Regions from separate parts of the Mus musculus genome. Here region 2 is linked to region 1. Evidence: chromatin loops called from intact Hi-C (ENCODE). Cell type or tissue: left cerebral cortex. All regions are shown on one strand. Links, peaks and the distances in the headings refer to the core of each region. The heading gives the core; the rest is flanking DNA. Region 1 holds the start of Gm32793 (a long non-coding RNA gene). Region 2 overlaps Gm32974 (a long non-coding RNA gene).

Region 1 (8,342 bases), core at 1-8,000:
AAAGAAAAAAAAAAGCTTCAGATGTCCTGACAGATTGTGAGCCACCTGACATGTGAGGACCGGGAGGAGGAGGAGGAAGAAGAGGAAGAGGAGGAGGAGGAGGAGGCTGGGAACCAAACTCTGATTCTATGGAAGCACACAGAGGAACTCTGAACCCCTGAGGCATCTCTTCTGTCTCCATATAAACTAATAACTGTAGCTATGCTTGCATGGAGAAATCACTAAGACCTTGAATGTTCTTTTCCACCAAGGACCTGAGCACTCAGACTTTTGGTGCTACAGGAGAAAGGGGAAGGGGCTGACTCCTTTACTTCCTGGAATGAGAAGGGGTGGGGCAATGACCTTGAGTTTCTTCCCTTCTCTCCCGTGGACTGAGGACAGTATGCTTGCCTTTGTCTCTTAGATTCTGGACTTGCTAGTATCTGAGGCTGAGATCTTACCTCCAAGAACAATAGTTTCCAAAACCAACCAAGGGCTGGCTGGATTCTACTCACTTCAAACCAAGATTTCACTGGTCCCGGCAATGCACGGTCACTTTGTTGATAAGGGGTCATCAGTTCCTTCTACAGCTTGGGAAAGTCACATCACTTTCCATGTGGTAATGTGACAGACAAGAGAAATGGTCACAAATGTCTCCCTCTGCAGCCCAGAAGGATGGTGAGGAGAGCAAGGACACAGGCAGGGACCCTCTGAACAACCCTACTCCAGATCTCAAGCCTTCCAGCTAAGCTTCAGGTAGTGGGGGAGGAGGGACAAAATTCAGACCAGATACTTTGTATCTGTTCTGGGCTTCACTGTGAATGCCAGCTTCACATAAGAATTACTTTATTTTTTTAAACATGCCCAAATGAAGGGTAAAACGCTCTTTATTCTCCATAAGATCTATGACACCATTTCCCTCAGTCAATTACAAAACCATGAAAGTCAATCTATACGCCACAGTTATTAAATAGCCCTTAAGATGATTTACTTATTTATATATTTTATGTATATGAGTGCTCTATTTGCATGTATGCCTGCATGCCAGAAGAGGATGTCAGACAGAAGAGGGCGTAGGATCTCATTATAGTTGGTTGTGAGCCACCATGTGCTTGCTGGGAACTGAACTCAGGACCTCTAGAACAGCAGCCAACACCTTAAGTGATAAGGATGGGTATCTCCCCTCCCCCACCCCCATGTCTTAATACTCTAATAGCAGAGGTAGGGTTACTAAAAGACTTTTGGGAATTATCATTGTTTTCTGATAATAAACTAACGGTCAGATATGTGAAAAACATAAAGCCACTTTGATAGAGAAATAATTATCTGTTTAGAATATTAGTTTATGAGCATACAACTGCCACCTCGTCCCCTCCTTTCACCTCTTCCCTTTTAGAAAAACAGTGCCTAGTGGCAATTCTGTAAGTAAGTTGACCACTATCATGCTGCTTCACAATGAAGCTATAAGTTTAGACCCACCCCATCAGCCTAAAGCATGCATTCACTATGCTCTGAACATTTACTTATTATGAACTTTCCAAAGAGTCTCTCTGGCTGTTCCGAAGACGTTGAAAAGGCCATAATTTATGTCTTGTTATGTATCATGTAAATGTTCTTCCAGGCTTCTGGATAATGGAATGAGTGGAGTGTAGTTTGGGAGGAAATATTGCTGTCAGAGCTGTATTTCTGGTTTTGTTTCTTCACCCTAACCAGGTATGCTAGTTGGTAAGGAAGAAGAGCTTCTATCTTGCAAAGACAATGTTTCTTGTGAGATAGAGGCAGGTGGATCTCTGTGAGTTCCAGGCCAGTCTGGTCTACAAAGTTGGATTCCAGGGCAGCCAGGACTACACAGAGAGACCTTGTCTCCAAACAACAAACAAACAAACAAACAAACCAAGCTTCTAAATCATCTTGTCAAAAGAACAAAAGATATGCAACTAAGATTCCAAAAAGCATGCTGTAGGGTTCCTTGTTTTCTTGAATTCTACGCCACTTGAATTCCTACTGAAAATTAATGAGGGCCTTAATGATTTGGGGAAAAGCACCCCCAAATCAACTCCTCTCTGGAAGTAATGAAGAAGGCAAATTATCAGCATTGCTGTGCTTGGAATTGGCGTTGTTTAGAGGCTTGCTGGACACATGCTTAAAAGCAGTGAAGAATTCACAGAAGTCTTTGGACCAGCATATGCCCTGCCATTTTAAGCTATTCTCAAGAACCTTCTTACCCATGGATAGGTGGGGTCACAGTTGATGATGTGTGTGTCCGCACAAATAAATTGGCTTAATTCAGGAACTGGATGAGTGATTTGAAGTAGGGAGGTAAAGAGAAACCGTTAGTAATGGGCCATTGGACTCCAACTCACATTTAAAGTGTTATCAGCTCAACCACTTGTTTTTCTTCTTTGTATTTAAACTCCTCAAATGTATTCATGCCAGCCTCGGCTTCTGCCGGATGGTGAGGATGTTTAAAATTAAGTATGGAAATTTAAAGAATGGTATACTTGTGAATTTTCTGATTCATAATTTTAGAAAGAACTCCCTTACCTGTCTCTAAGTTTATTGAAGGCTGTTTGACTTGTGGGGGATAAATCTTTGCTCTGCAGACAATATTTATCTACGATAAAGGACGCAGTTTACTGCATGAGATGCAGCCCTCAGTTCTGTGTTTAGAGCTAGCAGGTGGAGGAATATACATGTAACCATTCCCAGTTTCTATCTTCTTCATTTCTTGAAACTCCGAATTACAAGGAATTTGAACAATCACACCCAGGCGAGAGAAAGTGAGATTCTAACGTACACTCCACTTAAGAGCAAGGTTTGGTGACTGCCGCTTCAACCTGCCTATTTATATTATGTTAGACACCTATCAGAGGTAATTGCACAGCGGCAGGAAATTAATCAAGTCCGTTCCACTAAATGGTCAGTTTACTGCAGCTCAGTAAAGCGGGCTTCATTTCCTCCGTGTGTCTCATTAGAATTTCACCTGAAACGTTTATGGTTCTCACTTGGATTTTGGTGATTTAAAAAAAAAAAGAAATATGCACCGATAAAAGGCTAGCTGAAGCCCACACCCCCCACCCCTCCCCCCCCCCCCCCCCCCCCCGCGCAGTGCTGAATGCGCAGCCCAGGTTGAAAGCAAGCGCCAAGAGCTGCAGAGGCGATGAGAAAATTGAGGCTGCATTGTGTCTTCCCACTGGCAGCTTTCTTTGGTGATGCGCTTCCGTGTCACTTTACATGATGCTGTTGTGTGTTTGACATCGATCTGCTCCTAAACTGGGGCCCTTATTATTCTAAAGATGCCGTAAGATGGGCAGGCTTTAAAGCTCTTTCACATGTGTCCTCCATGTGGTTAATGATCACAGAGTTTCGGGCTCTAGATCTGCAGAGGCCTCTGATTTAGACGCGTCCCTTGACTGTCTCTCTTGCTTTAATCTGCTCAGCTCTGTCTTTGCCCACCTACACACAGCTGTCCATCTCCGGAAACCTTTCTGCTGTCAGTCAAGTGACAGACGCCTATAGAAGCTTTTTGTGCCAAGGCCTCCTGAGGCCCAGCACCATATTTAGATGGGAAGGGGAGGGGGAGGGGGAAGGGAAAACAAGGGATTCTTCCAAGGCCAGGATTTGAGGGAGGGTGTGGGTGGGTGGGTGTGGGTACACTACCCGTGGGAGGGCTTTGGTGCAAAGCTTCTTCAGAAACAGCTTTCTCAAACACACAAGAAAATTCAAGCATCTATACCAGCCCCTAACATCTGCAGCCCAGCAATGTAATGCAAAACCTCCGTGGGAAGTTAGGCATCCCAGGGCTGATGGAGGCAAAGGATAAAGCAGCCTTCTGTACGCTAAGAGAGCTCCATGCTCAGAGTAGCCCGTTTCTCTCCTAGTATGGGTGCTAGAGGTGTCTAGATTTCTCTTTCTCGGAGCTGAATCTCCCTGATTCTTAGCTGATCTGTAAGTACCCTTATTGTCTCTTCCTTACTTACTTGGGAGCACTGGCTTGGAGCACTGGCTTTGCTAGTTGGATTTGCCAGGGGACAGTTCTGCTTCTGATTTTATACGGATTTCATCCTCTGAGATTTGACGTCTTAATATAGGGAGGAGGTTGCATCTGGTGACAAGACTCCACAGTACTGAGATGTCTCTATTTATACAGCATATGACATCCCCTTTACAGCTTTGTAACTGAAAAATGGGATAGGTCAGACTTGGATCTCTAGGAAGATAGCCTGAATTGAGACACTGACTTTATTCAAACTACTTTTTTTTTTTTTTTTTATTTGATGCCGTTCATACTATTCTCATATAGCTGTTCTGGTCTGTTTTGTTTTGAGACAGAGTCAGAGTATGCGGCCGTGGTTTGCCTAGAACTCACTACTTAGGCCAGGCTGACCTCCAACTGGTGGTACATCTTCTTGCCTCTGTCTCCCGAGTGCTGGGGTTACAGATATGACCACCATGCCTAGATGAATTATGGTCTTTTAACTTGACTCCATATTCCTAGCCAGCTGGAGCTCAAGACTTTTCTCTAGTATCTAAAATTTACAATAAAATCACCAGAAATCCAGACATTTTTCTAACAATAAGTAGATTGTTAGAAAACCCAGAATAAAGATAGTTTTTATGTAGGAGGAAGATGGATGGTTTCTACCTACCTGGATATGAATTAAATTTGCTTTTTATTTAAGGTAATACAAAGGCACATATCACCCCGATATAATTATAATTTAATTCAATAATATATTTTTTAAAACGGCTGTTTCCATTAGCTGTACTCGTTTTAATTTTTTTCTATTTCTATTTTTGTTTTGTTTAGTTTTATCACGGGTAATGGAGGTAAAAAGAAACAAGAGAGACGGCTATTGGAATATTATAGTTTCTCTCTGGTATCAATCCTCTGTGTGTCTGTGTGTCTAGGAATATTGCATCTGCTCACAACTGGGTCTCTCATCAGGCAAAAGGCAGGCAGCCATGACACAGGAGCAACAGTGTAACCAATAAGCCTGAGCCAACAGCTTTATAACCCCCAAGCATGCTTGGGATGTTAACACAGATGCTTGGCAAATCCCTGGGGAATGTTTGGCAAATGTTTGAATCACCACTGCTCTAAACGTGTTGAGTGCAAAGCTAATAATTACCAAGTCACAATAATTTTGTGACTCTTATTTTTTCCCCTAAGCTTATAGTTGATCTTTAAAAACAGTGTTTTTATTTTCTTAAACTTAGTATAAAAATGGGGGGGTGCTAAGAAATGTAATAGATGTTGGGAATCTATATGTACTCATATGATATATGTACTCATATGATATATATACTCATATGATATATGTACTCATATGATATATGTTCTCATATGATATATGTACTCATATGATATATGTACTCATATGATATATGTTCTCATATGATATATGTTCTCATATGATATATGTACTCATATGATATATGTTCTCATATGATATATGTTCTCATGTAATATATGTTCTCATATGATATATGTTCTCATATGATATATGTACTCATATATGTGATAGTAAAGTGGCAGACAGCAAAGGCTTTAAATGTTAAAAACTGAAGTCATATCGAGCAGTCTCTTGGAAGATAACTCACCTATTTATTATTCTGTAATGTTTTGATCTTCATGTTCTGATAAAACACACATGTATAATTTAAATCTAATATCACTTGGAGTTCAACTTTTTTTTTTTTGACAGTTGATTAATTTCCAAAATGATGAACCTGGAGAGAGCATATTGAGTAGTGCTCAGAATGAATATTTCAACGCTCTGGGAACCCCCCCCATAAATCACACTCTGCTCTGGGTAGAAGCAGGCTTTTGGGAAAGACCCTTCTCAGGAAACCAACACGAAGGCCAGTGGTGCTTTCAGAACTCAGTTGGCGCTGCTTTGGTGTATTTCAATACCCAGTGAACCCAGAGATTATTTGTACAAACATTAGACCCATGTGTGTACACACAGACGTGAATTCCCACAAACCCTGAAATACTGTTTGTAAGCCACAGAACTTCATTAGCTGCAAAGAATATTCCTTCCATGCACCACCTGTAGCAGTCTAACCCAGAATAAACATTGTTGTTGCTTTTTTTTAATGTGGGAGGAAGACGGATGGTTAATTGTTAAAGAAAAAAATCAACTCTTTGAAAATCAGCACCTGTTTAAAAAAATTGCCTTATATCATAATAAGAGTATTGGTTTTTCTCTTCCATTCTGTCACGCTGGTTTTCTCTCTGATTCTTCATATTGTGAAACATACATTTTTTCCATGTTCATTTAATACATTCATTTTAGAAAATAACCATAAAAAATAAATTTCAGAAGGTGTACCTGTGTGTGTGTGTGTGTTTGTGTTGGGGGTGGGGGTGGTGCCATACTGCTTGTTGGGGGAGGGCATTTCTACTCTGTGGGGAACATGTTCCTAGTTCCTACTGTTTGAACATAGAGCTCCCTACCGTGTGTGTGTGTGTTCCATATTCCCTATTACCTGTTCTTGAGCTTGTTACAGGCATAGGGAGTACAGTTTCCCCTAGATATGGGAAGCTTTGGTTCTTTCCTGCAGTTGCATGAACTTGCATTGCGCTGCCTTCTGGGTCTATTCATTAAGGCATTTGGGAAATAGATATAAACATTCACAGTCGCTTCCTGTCTGCTACACCAAATGACCAGCCCTGGGTCCTGCCATTTTGGACAAATGTGCCCACCTCTGTAAACAGACTCTCTGATCTCATTTCCCATTGCCTGGACTGCAAACTTGTGATTTCGGGAGCTTGCCAACTGCTGCCTCACACCGCAGGCATTTGTTTCTTCTTGTAGCTGTTTCCTTTACCCAGCAAACAGGAGAAAGAAATAAAATCGCCAACGAACACGAAGAGCCTAGCTGGTTATCAGCCAGTCAGCTGAAAAGTTGAAGAGCTTAGGCGATTCAAAGTGGTGGTGAAAATGAAGTGTGGAAAAACTAGCACTTCAAATTTTTTACCTTCTCCTCTCTCCACGTTTGGCCTTTCTCAAGGTACAGCATAGTTCCCATATAGATTTAGTCTCAGCAGTTTTGTTCATCTGTGAAGGAATGATGGCCTGAGGCATGCGATTTGCAGCTTTCTGGAGGCCCACGTTTGGATCAGGTGCTTTAGACTGAAGCAGAGGAATCAGTCATTTCAAAAGCTTAGTCAAGGGCAACGTCAGCTCACCCTCCCTGTGCCTGGCCCTCACGCTGGCACACTGGTGTGAAGCAGGTCTCTTCACGTGTCTCATGACCTGGAGAATGAGGAGGCGAGAATGTCCATCCCTTCATTTGTTAAATTGGGCTGATAACCATGGCAACCTGAGGATTCTCTCAGAAGTGGCACACTTTCCATTCGGTCACAACAGAGTCGCTGACATAAATACTGGGTTGTCTCCTAAGAGTGCAGGGCCTTGAACTTTGCTGGACAGATGAGGCAACAGATCATTGTGGCAAATCACTAGCTTTGTCAGTATTTGTCTGCGTGTGTGTTTGTGAATGTTAGTGTTTGTGTGGTGTGCATATGTGATATACATACATGTGTGTGGCAGGTGACCATGCCATCGAATGTACGACAGGTGGAGGAGAACTTTGACTGTCCTACTTTATCCTTCTTGGCTCCATTCCTTTGAGACAGGGCCTTTCATTGATTCCAGTGCTAGGCCAGTGGCCAGCAAACATTGAGGGTCTTCATGTCTCTACCCACACTGCCCTGAGATCATAGGCGTGTGCATGGCCGCTTACTTCCTCAGCAGTTTAGAAACATCCAACACCCCTTATAGTCTTCTATAAGAATACACGAGATCCCTCCAAACCCTCATTCTTCCCGTCTGAGAGTTTATACTCCTCTGCCCTTTTACAGACAGCTCACACTTGTACCAATGCATCTTTTACAGCATCTTTTACTAATGTTCAAAATTTTTTCCATGAGTCAGATTGTTTTAGAATCTTTCCATATTGAGGCAAATTACAGAATTTACTTAGTTTTTAAAGACCAGCACACATGCGCACATGCACGCACACACAAACATTCACCTACATTATCTGTTTCATTAGGATAGATACCTATGTGGATATAACTTCGCTATTGCTAATAGAATTGCAGACATCTTTCTTCACAAACTGATTTAATACCTCAAGGATAAATAATCATAAATAGGATCTCTGGCAAATTTCTTTTCTTTGTTTTTGGTTTTGTTTATGAGAAACCTCCTTCCAGCCTTTTGTAATGGCTGTAGTAATTTGCATCTCTATTACCAGTGTGCAAAGGCTTTCTTTTCCACATTAGCACTGGTGGTAATCCTAAATGCAGATGCACTCTGGACCTGTGCAGAATCTTCTTCCTGTGTTCC
Region 2 (8,342 bases), core at 62-8,061, 120 kb after region 1:
TCAGACCAGTATCATGGGTGTCTTTCTTGATTTCTCATTCCAAATACCATCTCTTGCCATAGTCAGAGTAACGATTGTCACCAATGAAAATATATGTATTTTTTTGCTTTGTTCTATAATAAACTGCAACCTTTTCCCATTTATCATACTATCACATTATAGCAATGATAGCATCTCAAATACTATCAACCACAGGCCTGCTGCCTTTTGATTCAAGCTCTGAGATAGGTTTTGCCAAGGGTATATATAATTGCATAATTTTGCATGCAAAATTTATTTGAATTAGTCATTCTATCTATGGATTTTTTTTTCATTTTTTAACATGCAGTTAAATTCATTTGTTTATGTATGTCGGAAATTTTCAAATTGGCATCCCCTTGACTTTATTAGTACTTCTGTGAGGGGCCTGAATACAATGATTAAATTACTCATGCTGTAGATTTAGCTCAAAGGATCTGTTTATCCCATCACAAATGAATTGGCTCTCTTTATCTTTTCCTATTTACTATGTTTTTTGAACATGTAAAACATTTGCATATTTCAAAGGCTAAAACCATAAAAATACATACGAGATATCTTAACGCCAATCCTTGTGCCCTTTTTTTCTTGTGACTACCCATCCTCTTAATTTAAACCATTTTCAATTAAAATCTGAGTTGGCTTCTCTGTGTTTCTTTTTGCATATTTAGTTGCCAGGGTGTGTGTGTGTTGCCAGGGTGTGTGTGTGTGTGTGTACATTTTCTATATTTTTAATTTCTTTTTTTAATGTAAACTGCAATGTGTGTTTGTTTTTGTCCTTTATTATATTATTTAATATATTTTAGAAAGTTCTTTTATATTAGTTCATAGTGATTTTCCTCCTTTTCTTTTTAAAAGTCCAAGTACCATATGAAAGCATAGAATATGAGCATATGTTTATCTATATAGATGAGTTTACAATGAGGAAAGAGTAATGTTAAGTGCTCAAATAGAAGAGAAAATTAAGTTCTAGAACTATTAGCAAGTGCAAATCCACTGCAGCTGCCTCTGGAATGTGAGTCCTGGCAGAAGCCACAGGATCTGGGCTGGGGGATGTAGATGTTGCTCTTGGTTTCGCTTTTAATTATTTGCAAAAACAAAAGTTGAGGCAGCAGTTTGAAACTTGAGCATTTACATAAAGCTAAGCTCTCATAGTAACTGCATCCTTCGCGAAGCAATAGACCAGAAAGCTGCTTTCTTCAGGTGTCTACAGCTAGACAACAAACACCTTCAAAAGGCATCAATGTTTTAGGAAGCACTACTAAAGACAGAGACAATCAACCAATGATGTGAAAACAGTATTGGAAGGAGAATTCAGTAGCTTCACACGGACACTGGGAATTTTTTACTTATCTACTTTTCTTCCTAAAATTAAATTTGTGTTTTCATTTTAGCAACTGTGTGCTTCTGCATATGTATGTGTGTATATGTGTACAGATGTGAGTTGGTATGTGTGTGTACATGCATGCATATGTGCATGTGTGTGTGGGCATGCATATGCATGTGTACATGTATGCATTTACATAGGAGCACACGTGCTGTGGTGCCTACGTGCAAGCCACAGAACAACATTCTGGAGTTGGTTCTCAATTTGCAACTTGTTTTGAGTCAGGGTCTCTTGAAGATCTGGGAAGGGAAGGAGGGAGGGCTTAGGAGCAGGAGGGAGAGTAAAGATGAAAAAGAACCACCATTTAGAAGGTAACATTTTCAGTATTCAGTAATGCTTTGTGGGCATGGAAGGAGAAGTGCCGAACTTGTGGAGACGAAGAGATGCTAGAACCAACAAAAAGACCTAACAGCACACTTCACACACACACACACACACACACACACACACACACACACACACACACACACACGTTGAATTCTTCTTGCCTCTGCTAAAAATACTGAAAAATTTTGCTTTTATTTTAAATGTACCATATGCATCCTGCCAGACCCAAAGGATGCCCGAATTTCTTCCCTTTTAGGATAATTTATATTCCTGCAGCAAAATCTGCCCTTTACAATTTCTCTTAATTATTTCAAGACTAGAGCTATGCAAGCTTGAAGGGTTACTCGTGAAGAAGGGTATCTAGCAGTGTGACCCTGGGAAATTGAGTTCTGATTCACTTAGACACCTAGGAATACAGCAAACATATCAGAGTGCTTCCTAGTGTTGTCAAAAACTCTTTTAAAATGACAAACAGCTTCTCAAAGGACCTCTGAGCTCCTTTCCCGAGTGGCAAAGACAATAGCTTCTGGACCCCTTCAATCGGAAGCTGCCTGGCCTTCTGCTCCACGTGGCAGCCAGCTGTGCTTATTCAATTAATTTCTTTACACATAGCAAAATAACTCATCTCCTTGGTGTGCCTTTTGACATTTTAGGGGTTCATCCCATGTTTTAAAGAAGGAAAAAAAATACTCCTGAAGGATTGTTTCATGTGCAGTCAAAACCTGGGAACTGTCTGCATCATAAAAACATTTGGGTAATTTTCTGTTTATCAATGGATCAGTGACCTTTATTACCCTTATAATCCATTCACTTTAATAATCTGTCACTGGTTTCTGCAAGTGTTGCTACGCTGCGGTCTGTGGTGGTTTGAAAGAAAATGTCTTCTCTAGGCTCTCTCAGATGTTTGATTACTTGGTCCCCAGTTGGTGGCTTTGTTTGGGTTGGCTTAGGAGGTGTGGCCTTGCTGGAAGATGTCTGTTACTGGGGGGTGGGGGGTGGTTCTGAGGTTTTAAAGCCTTGTGCCATTCCCAATGTGCTCCTTCTGCTTGGTGATTGTGGTTCATGAAGTGAACCTTTAGTTTCTGCCTCAGCAGCTATCTCTGCTACCTCTGCTCCATAATCCTATGACCCTCTGTAAGTCCAAATAAATTCTTTCTTCTACATGTTGCTTTTGTCATGGTGTTTTATCAAAGCAAAGAAAAGTAATAAACATACCATCTTTTGTGATAAAATTGTGTGTGTGTATATATATATATATATAAAATTACCTCTAGCTCAAACCTCTGCCAGCAGTTTGGCATCTGGATTAAGCACTTTTCTGTTATGATGATAAAAATGGATGATTAAAAGCAACTTACAAAGGGGTTAATTTTTGGCTGAAGTTTCTGGAAGGAGTATCTACAAGGGCAAGGAAGGCATAGCAACAAGTGACGGGAGCAGGAAGCATTGAGATCTCATCTCATCCTCACACAGGAAGCTGAGAGTACCAACTGGAAATAGGGCGAGGCTGTAAACTTTCAAAGCTCACCCCCTAGAAGTTTGAAAAACTCCTCAAACAGAGCCACCATCTGGGGAAGAAGTGTTTAGACACAAGAGCTTGTTGGGGGTCACTTCTCATTCAATCCACAACCGCATCATCCTTAGGATGGGTGTGGTGGGCCACAGTACTCCTGCTGATGAGATACTTGGGTATCACTTCTATTCCATATTCCCTTCTCTTCTTAGTCTACAGCAATCCTGCCACCTTGTGTCCCTCTGGGAGGTACAAGATGCTTACTCACAGCTCAAGGGTTTCATAGTTTTGTCTCCTTTACTTTCCTTCCACTGACGTGTTGATACTCTATGACAAACATCCCAGACACTCACTAATCCCTGGTTCCGTTTTATGCTAGATATAGATTTCCTTACTGACTGAGCAGTGAACAGGAGGAGCACATCAGGCTCTCCAACCCTCTGCTGTCTTATCTCTACGGTCAGGAGGCCACCGGCTAGAGGAGGATGGAACTACTACAGTAGCCAGGCATTATTGCGTGATAGCTACTTCATGGTCCCCACCCAATGCTGGACACCACTATGGGTAAGAAATGGGTGAGAATTATTCTTTGTTGTTTTAACACTCAGAGGATTTGTGGTTCTTAGAGGTCCCGGCAGAACCAAGAATTTCCCCAAAGATCTATCCCATTAAGATATTTGCTCAAATTTTATCTTGTCAAAGCTATCTTTCTTTCATGACTGTCCTATTTGAAGTAACAGTCCTTTCCCTATACCTCTGTGCTCAGCTTGGCTTAATTTTCTGTATTTGATTTACTTTCCTTACTTAGAATGGAAACCTGTGAAGTAAGGGACTTTGATTTGTTCACTAACATATTACCTAATATCAAAATGAGTATCTGGAACATAGTGGTTAGGTGGCACCTATTATTTGGGTAAGTAAATTTTTATCACAGTACATTCAAACAGGATAGATAAGCATGATTTTAAAAGCCAGTTCCCATTGCTTCTTGCAGTAATTATTGCTTCCATATTTTCTAAATTATATTGTGTCCATATATTAACTTGTGTGTAAAAATGTCACTTAAAATAAAAGACATCCTTTCCAAATAAATTATTTATAATTTTTATTCTCTGTCTTAGGTTTTCTATTGCTGCAAAGAAACACCATGACCAAAAAGAAAGCTGGGGAGGAAAGGGTTTATTCAGCTTTCACTTCCAGATCTTGGTCCATCATTGAGGGAAGTCAGGACAGGAACACAAACAGGGCTGGAACCTGAAGGCAGGAGATGATGCAGAGGCCATGGAGGGATGCTGCTTACTAGCTTGCTTCCCATGGCTTGGTCAGCCTGCTTTCTTAAAGAACCCAGGACCACTAGCCTAAGGAGGGCACCACCCACCATGGGCTGAGCCCTTCCCCATTGATCACTAACTAAGAAGGTGGCTTACAGCTGAATCTCATGGAGGCATTTCCTCAAGTGATGTTCCTTCCTCTCTGATGACTCTAGCTTGTGTCAGATTGACACAAAATCAGCAGTACCTTCTCATTGACAGTTTTAATCCTAACATTTAAAGAATACTCACTGTTTGACCACTAAGTAGTATTTATCTTCTAATCATCATGAATTCATCAAGGTTGAAACCTGTTATTTATTCATTTCCATCAATCGTTGTAGCATGCGTACCATGCAATGGTCTAGGGATTTTCCATTAAAAGATTTTTCATTAAGAGAAAATATAGAAGTGAGCACAGTGTTCCAACACTCAGGATGCGAAGGCAGGAGACCATGCATCCCAGGAAGCTCAGAAAACACAAGGAGATCCTGTCTCAAAATTAGATTAATTCTGAGAGGAAGGTAATAAATATGAATAGACAAAAATATCCTAAATGGCACAGCAAACAACAAACAAAAACAACCAGACCAAACAAACAAGTGTAGTCATGTAACAGAAGTGAGGCACGTGGAGGGCACCAGCTGCCCTTTCCTGGGGCCTTTTGAAACTGAGGGGAAGACAATCAGGAAGGAGCTATACGTTGCAGAGAGAATGCTGTGCAAATGGCACTCACAGCTTGCCCCAAGCTTGCCTCATGACCAACAGAGCAGAACTATGGCTATTGAAGAGGGGTGTGGTAATGAAGGGGAGACACAGGGAGAAGTTGAAAGATTATAAAAGGTCAATTCTGTTACTCATAAGCACAGTTTAAAAGCAAACCCCCAATCAAGGCGGTCTTCTCCATTGTAGTTTCTACTGAAATACAGCATTCCACATGATGTACTGACTCCAAGCCTGAGCCCCCAGAACATGTTAGTTCTTTTATTAGGCACCAATAGATGGCTATAAAACGGTTAGCTCTTAAAAAAGACTTTCTATAGCTCGGCACTCTGTCTGACATGACTTTAAATGTTAATGAAATGTTTCAGGCGTCCACTGTTTTTAAGGCTGTTTGGAGTTCAAGGAACTTCTTGAATACCATCTCATTAAAAAACAAAAAACAAAAAAAAAAAACAACCTAACTTTCAGATTAACTTACACAGAGAAAAATATGTCACAGAACACCTGGTATTTGAGTTAAATTCAATCATTATTTTCTTCTGAGGAGGAAGCGGGATTGATCCTGTACTTGAGTAGTTTCTTGAAATACCTCTCTTCCCAAACGAAAATACATCCGTGGAAATAAAATTCTTTAAAGCCTGTAATTCAGAAGTGAACTTTTATGAAACACTTGGCACTGAGGCTATGTGTGTAACTGAAGAACTTGTAACTGGAGATTTGGGTTGGTTAGCGCCTGGTGACCGATCTCATTGTATTTCTTAACATTCTCTGTTTTTTCAACTTGAGACAGATGGAAGGAAGTCACATGTACGTTCTGTTAATTATCTTTGTTTTTATTTTGTGTGTGCTTGCAGGTGCATGTGGAAGCCAGAGGACAAAGTTGGATTGTGTTTCCCAGGTACCATCCACTTAAAAAATTATTATTATTACTATTATTACATCTACTACTACTATTAATAATAATATCATTGCTATTGTTGTGGTAGGACCTCTTATTAGTTTGGAGCTTACCACACTGGCAAAACTGGCTGGCCAGTGAGCAACAAGGATTCACATGCCTCTGCCTCCAGAATTGAGATAATAAGTATAGATCATCACATCTGGTATTAAATCTATCTATCTATCTATCTATCTATCTATCTATCTATCTATCTATCTATCTATCTATCTATGTACCTATCCAGATAAATTTACTTAATAAGTCTCTCTCTATATATATTGATGTTCATGACGTTTTGCCTGAATGTATGTTTGTATACCATGTGTGTACAACGCCCAAAGAAGCTGGAAGGGGGCATTAGATTCCTTGGGACTGGAATTACAGATGGTTGTTAGCTATCATGTGAGTGCTGGGAATAAAACCCAGATCTTCTGGAAGAGCAGCCTGTGTTCCTAACTGCTGAGACATCCTCATCCCTCCCCATCCCCATGCCATTTATTTATTTATTTATTTATTTATTTATTTATTTATTTATTTTAGACACGATTTTATGAACTGAACTTGGGCCCCTGTGCTTTCGATGCAAGCACTTTGGTGACTGAGCTATCTCCCTAGGGCTTTTAAAATTACTTTTTCAGTGAGTTTTGGATTTCCATGGCTGCCAACCTTCTGCAATGACACTAGAGAAACAGCCAAGGCCGGAATTGCTGAAGTCAAAGGGAGGACATTAACAGAGCACAGCAGCTAAAGAGCAGGAAACCTTGCCTACATTAAATATACAATCTTCCTTGTTCTGTGAGACAGTGCGTATGGATTTGCCATATTTTGTTAATTTTTGTTTTTGGGATGGGGTTTTACTCTGTAGCTCCCGCTGGCCTGGAACTTGCTATGTAGACAAGGCTGGACTTGAACTCGTAAGATCTGACAGCTTCTGCCTCCTGAGCACTGGAACTGAAGGCAAGGGACATCAGCCTGCCAAGTTAACTTCTTTCAGTGTTTTTTTTCTATGTCTCTCAGTAGGAAATCGATGTGAGTTACATCAGAACACTGCAACAATGCTTTTGTCAATTTTTAGAACAGTAGCTTGCAACTTCAGACCACTGGATCCTTTCCTGTGGGAGCAATCACCCACAAGTTATAGCCTCCTGGGGACTTAACTGCCATCCCCTTTTCCTCAGTGATTTGCTGAACAAGGACCTTTGTTTCCCCGTGTGGCTTGGTTGGATTTTGCTTCTATGATGAAGGTACTGAAGGCCATGCTTATTGTTCCTTGTCATTGAATGGAGGTAATAATTGCCAAGTGTAGAGCAGGATGCTAAAATTAAGTGAGGGCCTTTTCAATCATGGCCCCATGCACTTCGGTGTGAGGCCCTGCTGGAGAACACGGTGTAAATCAGTTGAAGAACATAGTTCTGCATTTGAGGCATCATGGTTTACAGCTCCCAAATGACCCCCATCTATCTTCCTCCACTGCAGAGGTGTATAATTGAGCTAAAGAGAGACTTGAGTAATGTGACTCAGGGTGGCGGTTCCATCACTGAGACTTAATAGTGGAACTGCTGCGTGCTTTTTTATCCTCTGAAATGTAACGAAATAGTCGAGGAGACCCAATTCTTCAGGGTGACACTTGCTGAGAGTCTATATTTTAAAATAGAAATAGGTTTTGATAAGCAAAAAAACGATAAATCTCTCTCAACAAAAGAGTTCCCTAAATACAATTATACAAGCTGGAACAGCAACCAATATGATACATGCTGTAACCTGCACTATATTTTGTGGAAAATCGTTTTTTAAGCCTTTATGTTTATAGTGCAATGAAGAGATGCCTTCGCAGTCTCCTAAGGGTCCAAGAGTGACAGGCATCCTTCACACTTGGGGCTTCTGGGGGAACTAGAGCCAGGAGACACACAGTGTCTTTTTTTTTTTTTTTCTTGTGGAGAGACTTTGGCTTAGTCAGTGACATTTATGAAACTATTGCTAGTAAAGACTTCAATTTTCCAAGAAGTTGACTTGTAAACACACACACACACACACACACACACACACACACACACACACACACACCATACTTAGCTGCATTTATCAGACTTCTATCATAGATTGATGTATATGGACATTTATGGC

What was found. Peaks named below come from ENCODE experiments on the same cell type or tissue, not always from the same donor. Only the 100,000 strongest peaks of a DNase experiment are listed, where the experiment ranks them.
Region 2: it touches region 1 in a loop (8-fold over the local background); 2 of 42 quality-filtered maps call a loop at or near these places.

Annotation. Positions count from the first base shown.
Region 1 is chr1:77,518,546-77,526,887 of GRCm38, forward strand. It overlaps Gm32793 (a long non-coding RNA gene), which reads left to right and starts at 3,645. Exons shown (of 6, transcript XR_865558.1): 1 at 3,645-3,927. RefSeq lists enhancers at 3,355-3,830, 6,528-7,154, 6,639-6,658, 6,672-6,689, 6,778-6,797. In left cerebral cortex, for the core only: no CTCF peak of the experiment used is centred there; DNase peaks (open chromatin) are centred at 3,413 and 3,705; H3K27ac peaks cover 1,789 bases.
Region 2 is chr1:77,633,750-77,642,091 of GRCm38, forward strand. Gm32974 (a long non-coding RNA gene) reads left to right here. Exons shown (of 5, transcript XR_373560.3): 3 at 3,625-3,809; 4 at 6,133-6,176; 5 at 6,857-8,342. Among named protein-coding and RNA genes, the nearest start is that of Gm32974, 35 kb to the left of the region's middle. In left cerebral cortex, for the core only: a CTCF peak has its summit at 3,487 (motif pointing left); a DNase peak (open chromatin) is centred at 3,484.